Regions from separate parts of the Homo sapiens genome. Here region 2 is linked to region 1. Evidence: chromatin loops called from intact Hi-C (ENCODE). Cell type or tissue: ascending aorta. All regions are shown on one strand. Each heading gives the region's core, and the rest is flanking DNA. Links, peaks and the distances in the headings are about the cores only. Region 1 overlaps LINC00649 (long intergenic non-protein coding RNA 649). Region 2 overlaps LOC105372790 (a long non-coding RNA gene).

Region 1 (8,338 bases), core at 191-8,190:
TTTAGATTAAGATATTGAAGACCTGTGTCAAAATGTAAATGTTCTGTAGCCACAGCAATGTATAAATCCATTATTAACCTCAGGTGCATTTGCTAAATTTATTAAATCCATTCCCAGAGTGTAAGAGACCTAGGGATTGAGACTTGAAGCATGTAATTGTGTTTTTACATTATGGAAATGTCCAAACATGTACAAACTTGAAGTAATAGTGTAATCAAGCTCTATGTGCTCATCAGCTAGCTTCAACAATTATCATCCTATCACCAGCCCTGTTTTATCTACTTCCTCCCAACACACACACATTGGAGTGTTTTGAAACAAATCTAAAACCTCATAGCATTTCATTCATACATATTACAGTATATAACTCTAAAATATAAAGACTTTTTTTTTTTTTTTTTTTTTTTTTTTAGAGACAGGTACTCACTATGTTGTTCAGGCTGGTCTCAAACTCCTGGCCTCAGGCAATCCTCTCATGTAGCTGGAATTACAGTCCTGAGCCACCGCACCCAGCTAAAAACATAAAGACTTTTTAAAAACATAACCACAATACCAGTATCACACCTGAAAAAAAACCCCAACAATTTCTTTTTTTTTTTTTTTTTTCTATTTTTTTGACATGGAGTCTCGCTCTGTTGCCCAGGCTGGAGTGCAATGGCATGATCTTGGCTCACTGCAACCTCCACCTCCTGGGTTCGAGCAGTTCTCCTGCCTTAGCCTCCCAAATAGCTGGGACTACAGGCATGCACCAAAATGCCCAGCTAATTTTTGTTATTTTTAGTAGAGACAGGGTTTCACCCTGTTGGCCAGGCTGGTCTCAAACTCCTGACCTCAGGTGATCCACCTGCCTTGGCCTCCCAAAGTGCTGGGATTACAGGTGTGAGCCACCACACCTGGCCAACAATTTCTTAATATCAGTAAATATCTGGTCAGTACTCAATATTCAAATATCCCTGTTAAAACAATTCAGGGGTTCTTTTTGAATTAATGAACTTGAATTATTAGAGCAGTTTTAGGTTCACAGCAAAATTGAGCAGAAAGTACACTTCCCATATGCCCACTGCACCCAGACATGCACCACCTCCCCCACTATGGACGTCCCCCACCAGAGGATGATCTTTGTCACAATCAGTGAACCTACACTGATACATCATTATCACCCAATGTCTGTAGTTTACATTGGAGTTCATTCTCGGTGTTGTATACTCTTTGGTTTGGACAAATGTATCATGATATGGATCCACCATTACAGAACCATAAAGAACAGTTTGACGTCCCTACAAATCCTCCGTGCTCTGCCTGTTGATCCTGCCCTCCCTCCAACCCCTGTCAACCACTATCTCCACCGTTTTGCCTTTTTCAAAATATCATATAGTTGGAATCATACGTAGCCTTTTCAGATTGGTTTCTTTCACTTCATAATCGCATTTAAATTTCCTCCATGTCTTTTCATGGCTTGACAGCTCATTTCCTTTTAGTACTGAATAATATTCCACTGTCTGGATGTACCACAGTGTGTTTTTCCATTCGCCTACTGGAGGACATCTTGGTTGCTTCCAAGTTTTGACAACTATGAATAAAGCAGTTATAAAATCCTGTGTAGGTTTCTGTGTGGATATGTTTTCAGCTCATTTGGGTAAATATCAAGGAGTATAATTGCTGGATCATGTGGTAAGAGTATGTTAGTTTTGTAAGAAACTGCCAAAGTGTCTTCCAAAGTGTCTGTATCATTTTGCATTCTCAGCAGCAAAGAATGAGAGTTCTTGTTGTTCCACTTTCTCGTCAGCATTTGGTGCTGTCAGTGTTTGGATTTTGGCCCTTGTAATAGGTATGTAGTTGTATCTTTTGTCATTTTTATTTGCAATTCCCTAACAATAAATGATGTTGAACATCTTTTCATATGCTTATTTGGTATCCATATATCTTCTTTGGTGAGGTGTCTGTTCAGGTCTTTTGCCCATTTTTTAATTGAACTGCTCCTTTTCATTTTTTCTTTTTCTTTTTGTTTTTTTTTTTTGAGACAGGGTCTTGCTCTATTGCCCAGGCTGGAGTGCAGTGGTGTGATGTCAGCTCATTGCAACCTCCACCTCCTGGGCCCAAGCAATTCTCCCACCTCAGCCTCCTGAGTAGCTGGGACTACAGGTGCACACAACCACGATTTGGAGTTTTGTTGTTGTTTTTTTATTTTTTATTTTTTTTGGTAGAGGCGGGGTTTTGCCACGTTGCCTAGGCTGGTCTCAAATGCCTGGGCTCAAGTGATCCACCAGCCTTGGCCTCCCAAAGTGATGGGATTACAGGTGTAAGCCACCACACCTGGCCTGGACTGTTCCTTTTCTTATTGTTGAGTTTTAACAGTACAGTTTTGAGGTTAAAGTGGTCATATACAGAACATGGCCAGGGCTGGTCCTAAGAGTATGCACACGGAAAGACAAGATGTGAATTTCACCTGTTTCACTGTTTTGTATTCCGTTTCACGGTTGTTGAGAGCAATCCATGCATGAAGTAGGACATAGATGTGGAATTCAATTTCTCTTCCTATCAGCCAATGATGCACACCAGCTTCCCCCAGTTGTTATAAAACAACAAAGAGCTGGGTTTTCTTAACCTGGCAGTAGCAGGACTTGATTATTTAATCCCATTGTCAGCTCTACCTAATCATGGATAAGCTAGATATCCTTGTCTGATCCTCAGTTTCCTTGTAAGATAGAGGTAATAATAGGACCTACCTCATACAATTCTTAAGAGAATTAAAGAGGATAATGAATGTAAAGCACTTAGGAAAGCTCTTGGCATGGTACACTCATAATGAAGATGAACTATTGTATTGTTACTTCCCAGTCTCCCTGGAAACCAAAGCTGTGGGCAAGCTGACGCTTGATGAAGCTCCTAATGGCCAATCATGGCCTCTCCTCTGCTTTACAAAACACTGAATCTGAAATGTTTCAAGCTAGTGTTCTCGATAGGTTTCAGACCACCTGCATTCAAATCATAGCAAGCAATTATTTAAAATGTGGATCACTGGCCAGGGGTGGTGGCTCATGCCTGTAATCCCAGCACTTTGGGAGGCCAAAGCAGGTGAATCATTTGAGGTCAGGAGTTCAAGACTAGCTTGGCCAACATGGTGAGACCCTGTCTTTACCAAAAATGCAAAAATTAGCCAGGTGTGGTGGTGCACACCTGTAATCCCAGCTACTCCAGAGGCTGAGGCAGGAGAATTGCTTGAATCCGGGAGACAGAGGTTACAGTGAGCCGAGATCATGTCACTGCACTCCAGCTTAGGCGACTCCATCTAAAAAAAAAATGGGATTAGTAAGGCCTGGGCAATTCTTAAGAACACTGACATTTGAAAACTTCGGCCTTAAGCTTGCCTTACTGGTCGTGGAATGACTTACCCAACCAGAGAGAAACCGTGGTGCCCAAAAGTGAAGATTAGCAGAGGGGACCCGGGACCTGGGATCATGAGGCTAGCAGTGGACCCTGGCCACTTGTGGAATGGAATTAACAAGAACTCCCTCATGGGGCCACAGCTACATATATTCCATTAATTGATTAATGTACAATGTCACTTGTGTTATTATTTCAATTCCAAGAACCTAAATATAGAATTCCTACTTGGTGCTTCCAAAAGAAGACCATGTGGCCTAGTGATTTCCATAACAAAGGACATCACTCATGAGAGTCTCACCCATTCATTCATTACCAAATATTTATTGAGTGTCTATTCTTTGCCAGGCACCATGCTGGCAACAAAACAGGGAACAAAGTAGCCACATCCCCTACCCTCTTGAGTAGAGGGCTCTGAAATATTCACAAAGAAGGGATGGGAGAAATGTAAAACAAAGCTTACAAAATCCAAAAACTAGAAAAGGACCTTCATGGGTACAAGCTCCAATTCCTTCAATAGAACTGGTGAGGAGACACAGAGAAGGAGATGAAGCAACTCCACGCCCAACTCAAGTCGGCAGCTAGGAAGGCACCTTGCCCCTTAGTTCTCAGAACTCTTCTTACCCTGTTTGTTTTGCAAAGAAGCAAAACAAATAGGGAGTTGCTCTTTCTCTGTGTCATTGGAATGCTCTCTCGAGTTGACAGCAGCAAAATTGTTCCCACTTAATGCAGTCCTATTAAATTTTAATTTTTATCTTAATTTAAAAGCATGATATAAAACAGTATACAGAGTGGAATCTCATTTTTGTAAAGAATATATATGTGGTGTTTGTGTGTGCATAGAAAAATGGCTGTAAAAATGAAAGATTATCAATAGACAGCCCCTAGGGGCTAGGATTATGGGAGCTTTCAATTTTCTTCTTTATTTTCTTGGAACTTTCTCTGAATTTTCTAAATCTCCAAGAACACAAATTACAGTACTTCTATAAGAAATTAAAAGGTTGTTTCAAAAATAATGTTTGCTTTTTTCTTTTGAAGTCAGTGTGTTTTGCTTTTTTGACAGTAAATCCAATCTCATAGGAGGTTTCGAGAATCTTCTTGTCCAGATTACACCCAAAAGTTAAACTCATGAGAGACGCAGCATAAAACAGTGACCTGTTGCCAGAACTCCTCTAAGATTTTTTCTTTTTTCTTTTTTTGAGATGGAGTCTCACTCTGTCACCAGGCTGGAGTGCTGTGGCATGATCTCGACTCACTGCAACCTCCAACTCCATGGTTCAAGCCATTCTCCTGTCTCAGCCACCCAAGTAGCTGGGACTACACGCGCATGCCACCACGCCCAGCTAATTTTTTGTTTTTTTTTTTTTGTATTTTTAGTAGAGACAGGGTTTCGCCATGTTGGCCAGGATGGTCTCGATCTCCTGACCTCGTGATCCGCCCACCTCAGCCTCCCAAAGTGCTGGGATTACAGGCATGAGCCACCGCAACCGGCCTCCTCCAAGATATTCTTAGGTGTACCAGGTGAAGACTAGCTGTGGTTGTGAATGAAATCAACTAATCTACAAATATTTCCAGACCCCTAACAAGTACAAGGAATTGCACTGTGCCCTGTGTCAGGAGGTCAAAGGCATGATCCTGGTCTCCGAGAAACTTGCAATCTAGCTGAGCCACAAAGACATAAACATATGCAAAGTGGATTAACAACATGTGCCCAGAAGCGTGATATTGGGACACACGCCATGTGCTGCAGTGGCAAAGGGAGTTTGTTTAGGAAGCCATGAGAGCCAAGAAGTGGACAGAAGGTGAAGGAGGCTCCCGGGGTCTGGGCCTGAAGGCAGTGGGGAGCCACTGTGGGTTTTTTCAGCAGGGCAGTGACGTGATGAGATCTGTATTTCGGGAAGATTAGGTCAGTGGAATGTACAATCCTACTGGAGCAGGAAGAGACTAAAGAGAGAGGAAAACAATTGCAATAAAGGCCCAGTGGAAAGAACACTGGGTGTCAGGTGTGGCTCAGACACCAGGCAGGCCACTCCAAACATGCCACTTCTTCTGCCTGGCACCAGCTGCCTCCCCTGACAAGCGAGAGAGTTAGGCTACAATCTTTAAGGTCCTTGTCAGCTGCTAAAATTCTTTAGTTCCACGATCCAGGTAGGAGTGCTAAAGGCCCGAACCAGTGTGCTGACAATGATGAGGGCAGAAAGGATTTTATTCTAGCAAATGCCTCACGGCAGAAGCTACTAAATCATCTTCAACACAGGCACCCACACAATGAAGTCATGTTTTTTTCTCTTACTCTTATTTTAACCCCACGGGAGGCTTATGCAGCGTTTTCTTTTTACTTTTTTTTTTTTTAATTGAGATGTAGTTTACACACTATAAAATTTCTCTCTGAAACTATACAATTTAGTGTTTTTAGTATAGTCACAAAGTTGTGCAACCATCACCGTTAATTCCAGAATATTCATCACCCCAAAAAGAAATCAACTAACTAAAGCTAATGCCTTACCCGTTAGCAGTCACTTCCCTTTTCCCTTCCCCGGACCCTGGAAACCACTCATCTGCTTTCTGTCTCTACGGGTTTGTTTTTCTGCTGACACGTCATATAAATGGAATCATACAAGTAGACTTTTGTGTCATCTGGCTTCTCTCACTCAGCATCATCTTTTCTTTTCTTTTTGAGCCATAGTTTTGCTCTCGTCACCCAGGCTGCAGTGCCATGTCACGATCTCGGCTCACTGCAACCTCCGCCTCCTGGGTTCAAGTGATTCTCCTGCCTCGGCCTCCTGAAGTAGCTGGGATCACAGGCGCCTGCCACCGTGGTCAGCTAATTTTTTTTTTTTTTTTTTTTTTTGTATCTTTAGTAGAGACAGGGTTTCACCATGTTGGCCGGGCTGGTCTTGAACTCCTGATCTCAGGTGATCCACCCACCTTGGCCTCCCAAAGTGCTGGGCTTACAGGCGTGAGCCACTGCGCCCGGCCAGCATCATCTTTTCAGGGTGGTAGCATGTGTCAGTACTTCATTCCTTTTTATGGCTGAATAATATTCCATTGTATGGATATGCCAGATATTGTTTACTCATGCATCCATTGATAAATATGTGAGTGGTTTCCACTTTTTTTCCAGTGCAGTGAATCTTATTCTCTGGTTTACCAGCAGAAAGCTGTCACATGAGCTTCCATTATTTGAATTGTTTAAAAAGTGGAACTTGGGGGTGAAGGGGAGTGTGATCACTTCTGGACAGAACAATCGTGTCTTCATCTGCATCAATATTCATTCTGGTAAGTCTTACCAGAGATACTACTGGGGGAACTGAAACATTTGTACCTCCAAAAGAGTGTGTGACTTTAAGTGAAAATTGCTGAGCACCAAAGCCCATTCCATGGATTTTAAAATGCCACGGGATTAGGGGTAATCTTTAGCTTTTATGTTCTGCCAGTGAGAGGGCATTGAGTTTGTAGATTCCCAGGCATGACTGAAGCCAAGTCTCAGCTTATGTGGAACTCGCTTTTCATTCTGTAAACAACATACTCAGGCCTGTGCGTATCAGAGTTTCAGCTTTACTTCTTTTCCCACAGTCCAAGCTGTTGATTTCCTCACTGTATTTTTATGAGTTAGAAAAACATGAAATATCACAGAACTGTGATTACAACATGACTCTAGATGTCCTTGTCTTTTCCTAAATCACACTAAGTTAAGAATAAGGCCAATAAAACAATTATCCAGTTGACATGAGACCTCTGAGTTCAGACTTTTCTAAATGGGAGAGGAGGGGGAAAAAATCCAACTCAGCTGTATGTCGTCTTCTTCTAGATGTTTAACACAATTTTTTTTTTTTTGAGATGGAGTCTCGCTCTGTCACCCAAGCCAGAGTGCAGTGGTGTGATCTCAGCTCATTGCAAACTCTTCCCCCCGGGTTCAAGTGATTCTCCTGCCTCAGCCTCCCGAGTAGATGGGATTATAGGTGCAAGCCACCACGCCTGGCTAATTTTTGTATTTTTAGTAGAGACGGGGTTTCGCCATGTTGGCCAGGCTGGTCTCGAACTCCTAACCTCAGGTGATCAACCCACCTTGGCCTCCCAAAGTGCTGGGATTACAGGCATGAGCCACCGCACCTGGACTATAATTTTAAAATTATCACATATGCCAGCAAAAAGAGTAGAAAGTCTTAATTGAAAGCTTTATCACAAAAAAAAAAAATTTACTAAGTACCTACTATGTGCCAGAAAGAGTAATGAGTTCCATGGTGTCTTGTGATGTAATTGAAAAGATTTAACCATTAAAACCGTCAGAATTTGCCAGGGGCTGTGGGGAAGAAGGAATGGAAAGTGACCGCTAATGGGTATGAAGCTTCTTTGGGGGTGAAGAAAATGTTCTAGAACCAGATAGTGGTGATGGTTGCACAACCTTGTGAATATACTGAAAACCACTGAAATGTAAGCTTTAAAAGAGTACAGAAATTTTACGGTATGTACCATACCATAAAATTGAAAATAATTTTGAATAATTTGAAAAGTGAAATAATAATGACACATCATAGTATCATTAAAAGAAAAACTTCAGCCAAATTAAATTTAAAGGAGTTTAATTGAGCAATGAACAATGCACGAATCGGGCAGCCCCCAGGATCACGGCAGATTCAGAGAGACTCCAGGGATGATCGCTTCTCGGCCTTTTGGCTAAGATCAAGTGTGAGACTCCAGGGATGACTCGGGTCTGAACAAATTTATAAAAAAAAAAAAAAAAAAAAAAGGAAGTGACGTACAGAAATCGGAGGTGAGATTCTGAAACAGCTGGATCGGTTACAGCTCGGCGTTTGCCTTATTTGAACAGAGTGTGAACACTCAGCAGTGTATGAGCGGTTGAAGTAAGGCTGCTGGGATTGGCCAAGACTCGGCAATTGTTACAGCTGCATACTCCTCAATTAGGATTTCAATCTTGTCATAATCCTAAATT
Region 2 (8,338 bases), core at 325-8,324, 63 kb before region 1:
AACAGCCCTTTCTCAAAGCAGACCTCCTCCTTGCCTGGGGACTAGACTGCCTTTGTAGGACTAACATTAGCCACGAGATTAGAAAAAATTATTTAGGAGTCATGCAGCTGGAGGTTACAAGATTCTGACCCTCCCTAAACCACTCCTAAAATCAGTGCTTCAGATATTTTGCAGACTCTGCACTTGATGGATCAGCCGGCACCATCCAGACTGATAAGCTGGCTCATCTGATCCTGTGGCCCCTGCCCAGGTTACTGACTCAGTGCAAAAAGATAGCTTTGACTCCCTATGATTTCATCTGTGACCAATCAGCACTCCTGGTTCACTAGCCTCCCACGCCCCCACTCACCAAGATGTCCTTAAAAGCTCTGCTCCACGAATGCTTGGAGAGACTGATTTGAGTAATAATAAAACTCTGGTCTCCCGCATAGCTGACTCTGCGTGAATCACTCTTTCTCTATTGCAATTCCCCTGTCTTGATAAATAGGCTCTGTCTAGGCAGCTGGCAAGGAGAACCCCTTGGGCAGTTACATAAATACCGTCTGTTGGCCAAAGCGGTGGTTCATGCCTGCAACCTCAACACTTTGGGAGGCCGAGATGGAAGGATCACTTGAGCCCAGGAGTTCAAGACCAGGCTGGGCAACATAGCGATATCCTCCTTAAAAAATAAAATAAAAATTAGCCATGTGTGGTGGTGCCTGCCTGTAATCCCAGCTACTCAGGATGCTGAGGCAGGAGGAGCACCTGAACCCAAGACTTTAAGGCTGCAGTGAGCTGTGATTATGCCACTGCATTCCAACCTGGAGGACAGAACAAGACCCTATCTCTAAGTAAATACATTAAATTAAATTAAATACTCTCTGTTTCACCTGAGACATAGCAGAGTGTTTTCTAATACCCTCTTTTAAAATACTTAGAGTAGATTTCAATTTCCTTGTTAAACTCTGCTGTCTTTTTTTTTTTTTTTTTTTTTTTTTTTGAGACGGAGTCTTGCTCTGTCTCCCAGGCTGGAGTGCAATGTCACAATCTTGGCTCACTGCAACCTCCACCGCCCGGGTTCAAGCGATTCTCCCACCTCAGCTTCCCAAGCAGGTTGGGATTACAGGTACCCATCATCACGCCTGGCTAATTTTTGTATTTTTCTAGAGATGGGTTTCACCATGTTGGCCAGGCTGGTCTTGAACTCCTGACCTCAGGTGATCTGCCCATCTCGGCCTCCCAAAGTGCTGGGATTACAGGTGTGAGCCACCGTGCCTGGCCTCTGCAATGTCTTAAGACCTGATTTTTTTTCATTCTCCTACACACACACACAAACACACACACACACACACATTTTGAAAGCACTTTGCAATTGTCTTCCTGATTTCACGTCATAGTAGTTAATGTTGCTTAGGAACATGGGAGTTGAACAAGGTGGACCTTACCACTATGATTGAGCCAGGAAGTTGTAAGAGGACCTGGGAGAATGATCTAGAGGCATAGATGAACTCTAAATGAACTTCTGGCCTAACAACCACAGCAAAATCATTAGATGCATCTCCTCTAAAACTAACAAAAGTTTTGGCTACACACTTTTAAACTCTCTATGGTCACAGAATGAAGGAAGCAACATTTTCCTTTGGGTACTATGATGTCTCAGTGGGGGTCACCCTGGTATTTCTAGATTTACCAGGCAAACTAAAAAGAGACCCCGTTATGGATAAAAGATTCCATTGTTCATAAGAAGAAACATGTTCTGACTTTGGTTTAGCACTGGCATCTTCATAGGGTCCTGTTGACTTTATATTGTCCCTGGATGGAACAGTTTTGGGGATTTTAGAGAAGCGTTTTGTAGTGATTTAGGAATATTTGGAATATTTAGGAATATTTGGTTAAAGGTCCATTTGTTACTTGGCGGGTGGCTCATTTGCTTTCATTGCTGTCTAATGTAATAGACTTCACCTAAGTTAACCAGATAACCATAAAGTTTTAAACTAGGAAGTTTAAATTGTCCTAAAATAAGCAATTTAGATCCACCCAAATTTGTGAGAAGATGAACAAAGCTCTATTCAACTCTTGCTGTGTAGATCTAACGTCATTGTCCTTTAGGCAGCAAATGTCGTTCTAGATTTGTATACAGTGTAAATTCTGAAAACCACATACTTTGAGGACCAGGACACTCAGACTCTCTTAGGTGATAATGTGTGCATGAATTCGCATGTGAATACACAAGTACATATGAATCCTGTTCTGTAAGATGCTGAACAGTAAGTTCCACTGAATTGCTTTCTTATCACTCAAAAACTGTTTGGCTTCAAAGAAATGAGATATTCAACCAAATGATTTTATTGCTTTTCTTTTGCTTTTATCAACATGTTGCAATCACATGTAACTGAAGGACAAATTCTTCCCCAGAAGATACACAGAAACAACTTCTTAGAAATACTATTCTTAGGCAGATAATGACAAGTAACTGCAAAAGGACGAGATACACGTATCAATCTGCAAAAGCGAAGGCTTAAAGTAGTCCCTGTCTTTTGTGGTTCAAAGTTTCACTACCACAGACACACAATTAAATAAGTTCACATGGATGTGAGCAAAAGAAACCAATCTTATTGTCCATCACAGCTTGCTTTAATGGCTTTAAAATATATGAAGGGGGCCAGGTGTGGTGGCTCACACCTGTAATCCCAGCCCTTTGGGAGGCTGAGGTGGGCAGATCACTTGAGGTCAGGAGTTCAAGACCAGCCTGGCCAACATGGTGAAATCCCATCTCTACCAAAAATACAAAAATTAGCTGGGTGTGGTGGCTCATGCCTGTAATCCCAGCTACTCAGGAGGCTGAGACAAGAGAATGGCTTGAACCCAGGAGGCAGAGGTTGCAGTGAGCCAAGATAGCGCCATTGCACTCCAGCCTGGGAGACAGAGCAAGACTCCATCTCAAAAACAAACAAACAACAACAATTTTATATATATGTATGTGGTTTTTTACATCCAATGGCTCACAAACTTTGGGGTATATCAGGATTTCCTGGAGCTTGGTACAGTGAAAATTCTTAGCTCTAGTTCCCACGTATTTGGTAGGTGGTTTGGTCAGAAATTTGTAATTGAAACACGTCCCCTGATTCTGATGTAGGAGGGTCTCCAGACCATGCTTTGAAAAATGCTGGATGACACACTACTCAGGAGAAGACAGAGCCCCAACCCTAATATATAATATATTTTTACCTTAAAGCAAATGTCATTTTTAATTGGACAGGTGCCACCAGTTCTACAGTAGTTGGGTTCACTGCTTGAGGGCAGACATCCTACCACAGGGAAAAAATGTTTCTTTTTGTTCGTTTGTTCATTTGTTTTTGTTTTTGAGATGGAGTCTTGCTCTGTTGCCGAGGCTGGGGTGCAGTGGTTCGATCTTGGCTCACTGCAGCCAAGATCGGATCAATTGATTCCCCTGCCTTAGCCTCCTGAGTAGCTGAGATTACAGGTGCCCACCACCACACTCACTGCAACCTCCGCCTCCCGGGTTCAAGCAATTCTCCTGCCTCAGCCTCCCGAGTAGCTGGGATTACAGGTGATGCCTGGCGAATTTTTGTATTTGTGGGTAGAGATGGGAGTTTCACCATGTTGGCCAGGCTGGTCTCGAACTCCTGACCTCAGGTGATCCACCCGCCTCAGCCTCCCAAAGTGCTGAGATTACAGGCGTAAGCCACCATGCCCAGCCAAAAAAATGTTTCTTCTTTGGTCAATACACAGAAGCCCCTCAATACCTCTGCTTGTGTTAAACTCTTGGGGGACATCTGAAGCACATCTTGCACTTTTATTCCGGGTGCTCTTTTCCAAGGAGGGAAAGGTCATTTGAAGAACAAATCACTCGCCTGTCTCAGCCAGGGTCCCTGAGGAGATCCAGCCAGTGTTTTTCAGAGCCTGGCACTCTGCCCAGGGCTTAGAGGCACCTTTTGACTTGGTGCTCTGGACAAGATTTGACAATCTGGGCCAAATCTGGAATGGGTTTCCGAAAGCCAATATTGGAGCACTTGCGATTGAGACCTGCCAAATAATGTGTCAGGAATGTCCAGTTCCTTTCCCATGCAGAGTGGCAGTGTTTAATGAAAAAACACAGCTCCGAAAAATGAGATGTTTTGTGCATTATCCATATTCATTAAAACTGGAACCCAACCCCAGAAAATACAGATGCCTTCTGTCATCAACACCTCACCTTTTTTCCTGTGGTTACTTAATACAAATGTCACAGAAGCTATTCTATAAGGACATGTCACGTGGCAGCATCTGCAGGCCAGTGTCCCTTTTCTTCTTGTCCAGCCTGATGCTAGGCAGTGGGAGGGGAGGTATGGGGGTGGTGAATTAAACAAAATCTTTAAAAACAAGACTCTGGCTCTGACTTCCACTGCACAGATTACCAAGCGGATAGGCATTTTATTTTGCTAAATGAAAGGGCTAGTTTATATCTTCCCTGGATCATTTTCTAACCTAACTGCAGTGGAAACATTCTCAGAAAGAAAGGCTTTCTTGTTTGTTTGCCCTTTATATAGCCGCTGGTCATCCCACTTGGAGAATTTGGGCAGTAACCTGCTGCTTCTGCTTGGGGCCAGGCCAGCTAGCAAACTCTTCTATGAGTTGGCCAACACAGCGTTTTGTCAGATGATCACAGCCAGCTCAGAAGCCCTCAGTGGCACCATGTTGAAAGGTAGACCACATTTCAAGCCCATCTTTGGTGGATGGAAATGGCTCATCTCACTGGCTCCTCTAGGCAGGGAACCACATCTGACCCAAATTGTCTACATTCCACAGACTGGTCTTTTTGTATGTTTGGGGTTTTGTTCTTTCTGTCAAGCATATAGCAGGAATTTTCCTCTGGAAGGAAGCCATGAAAAGATGGCTTCCCCAAAACGGTAGGAAATCCCTGTAGGATGGTTAATTTTAATGTGTCAACTTGACTGGGCTAAGGGATGCCCAGATAGCTGGTAAAAGATTATTCCTGGGTGTGTCTATGAGGGTGTTTCTGGAAAAGATGAGCGTTTGAATTGGTCGGCTGAGCAAAGAAGAGAGCCCTCAGCAGTGTGTGTAGGCCTCATCCCATCCATTGAGGGCCTGAATAGAACACAATGGCAGAGGAAGGGTGAATTTGTTTTCTCATCTTCAACTGGGACATTCATTTTTTCCTGCCCTTGAACTTTGGAGCTCCTGGTTCTCGAGCCTTTAGAGTCTGGAACTGACGCCAGTATCCTCCCACCACCTCCATTCCCAGGACTGAATTACACCACCAGCTTTCCTGGGTCTCCAGCTTTCAGATGGTAGATCAGATTGTGGGACTTCTCAGCCTCCATAATAATGTGAGCCAATTCTGGCGATGGATTGACTGACTGATTGACAGACAGAGAGACAGATAGATAGAGAATGGATAGACAGATAAATAGTTGATGGATGACAGATGATAGATTGATAGTTAATAAATAGATGATTAATAGATAAATAGATGATAGATAGATAATAGATGGCAAACAAATAGTTGATAGATGAGAGATGATAGTTGATAAATAGATGATGAATAGATAGATAGATGATAGATTAGATGATAGATAGATAGATAGATAGATAGATAGATAGATGATAGATAGATAGATGATAGATAGATAGATAGATAGATAGGAGAGAGAGAGAGAGATGACAGGCAGATAGATCCTATTAGTTCTGTTTCTCTGGAAACCCCTGATTAATACACCCTGCAACTGGTCCCTAGTAAGATCTTCTCTTGCAACCAAACCCCACAGTTTGCTTCTCACAAAATAAAGATAAGGCGATGGGGCTTAGCCAGCGTCCGCCTCTCCTGAGATCTGACAAAGCCCGAGCGCTAATTTTCCCCCTTTCCTCACTTTCTCCTTCCTCCCCTGGCTGCCATTTTGTGGCAGAAGCAGACCTACACTGCAAAGCATTTGAATCTCAGTTCTTCTTCTAAACCAGTTAGCAAGTTTCTAAGCCATTCTGGGCCTCCTTTCCTCAGTTGATGAAACAGTCATGGAGAATACTTCAAAGCATTTAGGGGTGAATTCAGTGAGACGAAGAACAAGAAGGGACCTGAAAGGATGGCAGCTCTCCCTTTTGGTTGTGTCTTTTTTCTTTGACAAGGGGAATCACTCGGGGATGGGAAGGAAGCGGCGTTGCTCACATGGAACTCAGAAAATCTCTTCATTAGTGAAATTTGAGGCTGTTCTCATTCTAGCCACAGCTGTAGTGATGCTGAAGTCATTTGTCTCAGAGGTCTGCCTCTCCCACTCTGAGCGCTGCACAGCCCTTCCAGGCAGTGGCTTTCAGGACAAAGACGATGAAACCATTTTCTGCGTAGTGAAACACAGACATGGTTCTCCCTTAAGTGATCTAATCTCACAGGGACATTCTTTATGTACATTTTGAATGTAAATGAAAAGTAACCTTTAAAATCATCATGTTAGGGTTTCACAGATGGGACTTTAAGCAGTCCATGATACCCCTGGGAACTGCATGAGTGTTCGTGGGTCTTGGTTATATAGTAAACTTCCAAAGACAGCCTCTACAGATGCATTGTTCAGTCAATACATAATGTGAGCCACATAGTTCATTTAAAGTTCTCTGGTAGCCACATTTAAAAATTAACAAAATTAGGCTAGGCCTGCTGTAATCCCAACATTCTGGGAGGCCGAGGTGGGAGGATCGCTTGAGCCCAGAAATTCAAGACCAGCCTGGGCAACATGGCGAAACTCCATCTCTCCAAAAAAATACACACAAAAAATAAACTTAGCCGGGTTCGGTTGCACACACCTGTGGTCCCAGCTACCTAGGAGGCTTAGGTGGGAGGATCTCTTCAGCTCAGGAGGTTGAGGTTGCAGTGAGCCAGGATCACGCCACTGCACTTCAGCCTAGGCCACAGAGTAAGACCTAGTCTCCAAAAAAAAAAATTACTTTAAGTAATATATTCAATTTAACCCAAAAGATCAAAAATATATTCAATATAAGAGATTTACTTTTTTTTTTTTTTTTTTTTTACTAAATTCACAGTTTAGTGTGTATTTTACCCTCACAGCACATCTCAATTCCAGTTAGCCCCATTTCGGCTGCATGTGGCTAGTGGCTACTATGACAAAGAGTGCACGTTTATAGCTTTTGTCAGCTTTTGATAACAAGTAGCATCATGACATTATAGAGGATAGTGAGAGATCATAGTACCAATAACAGTTCAAAAGTCTCCTTAGGAGCTCACAAAAAGCTTTCAGGTAGATTATCTCACTGTATTCTCATTTTTAAAAACTCACAAAGTGGACATGGCAGATGTCATTTCCTCATATGAGAACTGAAAAAAACTAAAGCTTAAAAAAAGTAAATAGGCCAGGTGCAGTGGCTCACACCTGTAATCCCAGGACTTTGGGAGCCCGAGGTGGGAGGATCTCTTGAGCTCAGGAGTTGGAGACCAGCCTGGGCAACATAGCAAGACCTCATCGCTACTAAAAATAAAAATTAAAAAATCAGCTGGGCGTGGTCTTCACACCTATAGTCCCAGATACTCAGGAGGCTGAGGTGAGAGGATTGTATGAGCTCAGGAGTTCGAGACCAGCCTGGGCAACATAAGAGACTCCTTCCTGTCTTTATAACAAATTAAAAAATTAGCCAGGCCTGGTGGTGTCCAGTTGTAGTCCCAGCTACATGGGAGGCTGAGGTGGGAGGGTCACTCGAGCCCGGGAATTCAAGACTGCAATGAGCTGTGATCACACCACTGCACTCCAGCCTGGGCAACAGAGTAAGACCTTGTCTCAAATAAATAAATAAATAATTGGCCTCGAGTCAAACAGCTGGAAGTTGAAGGGCCAGAAACGTCAACTGGGCCTTCGGACTCCAAATCCCCAGTTCTAGCTAGGAAAGGGATGGTCACATCCCACTGTCATCACAATGCTGTGGAAGTGGCCCTTTTTTATATCTTCTGCCAGGTAGTAAGGCCCAAGAGGGCAGGAATTGATCTACATTTTGTTCATTGCTGCATTCCCGGCACCTGACAGTGCCTGGCACAGAGCAGGCACACGATTCCTCCTTGATGAATTAAATTCAACTGAATGAGAAGAATGGGACACAGCAGACACCCCCATAATCAGAATCCAAGTCACTCCATCTCCAGGACCTTTTGGTTAAGCCAAAATCACAAAAGCCACCTTCACACAGAGGTGGCCTTTGTCCATCCTTTGACACTCTCTCCTTTCCCACCAGACACAAAAATATCTGCGCATCTTTTTCAGAGCAAATAACTTTAGCCACGCCTCTGTGTTAATGCTCACTTTGCATTTTTAAGTGGAAATTTACATCTCCAGTGCAAAATAGA

The links. Peaks named below come from ENCODE experiments on the same cell type or tissue, not always from the same donor. Only the 100,000 strongest peaks of a DNase experiment are listed, where the experiment ranks them.
Region 2: a loop joins it to region 1, with 1.8 times the contacts of the local background. A loop is called at or near these places in 9 of 110 quality-filtered maps.

The regions. Positions count from the first base shown.
Region 1 is chr21:33,937,985-33,946,322 of GRCh38, reverse strand. LINC00649 (long intergenic non-protein coding RNA 649) reads right to left here. Exons shown (of 3, transcript NR_038883.2): 2 at 428-513. Among named protein-coding and RNA genes, the nearest start is that of LINC00649, 11 kb to the right of the region's middle. In ascending aorta, for the core only: no CTCF peak of the experiment used is centred there; no DNase peak of the experiment used is centred there.
Region 2 is chr21:34,000,805-34,009,142 of GRCh38, reverse strand. The region is part of intron 2 of LOC105372790 (a long non-coding RNA gene); the gene reads right to left. Among named protein-coding and RNA genes, the nearest start is that of MRPS6, 69 kb to the left of the region's middle. In ascending aorta, for the core only: no CTCF peak of the experiment used is centred there; DNase peaks (open chromatin) are centred at 3,902 and 4,604; H3K27ac peaks cover 2,666 bases.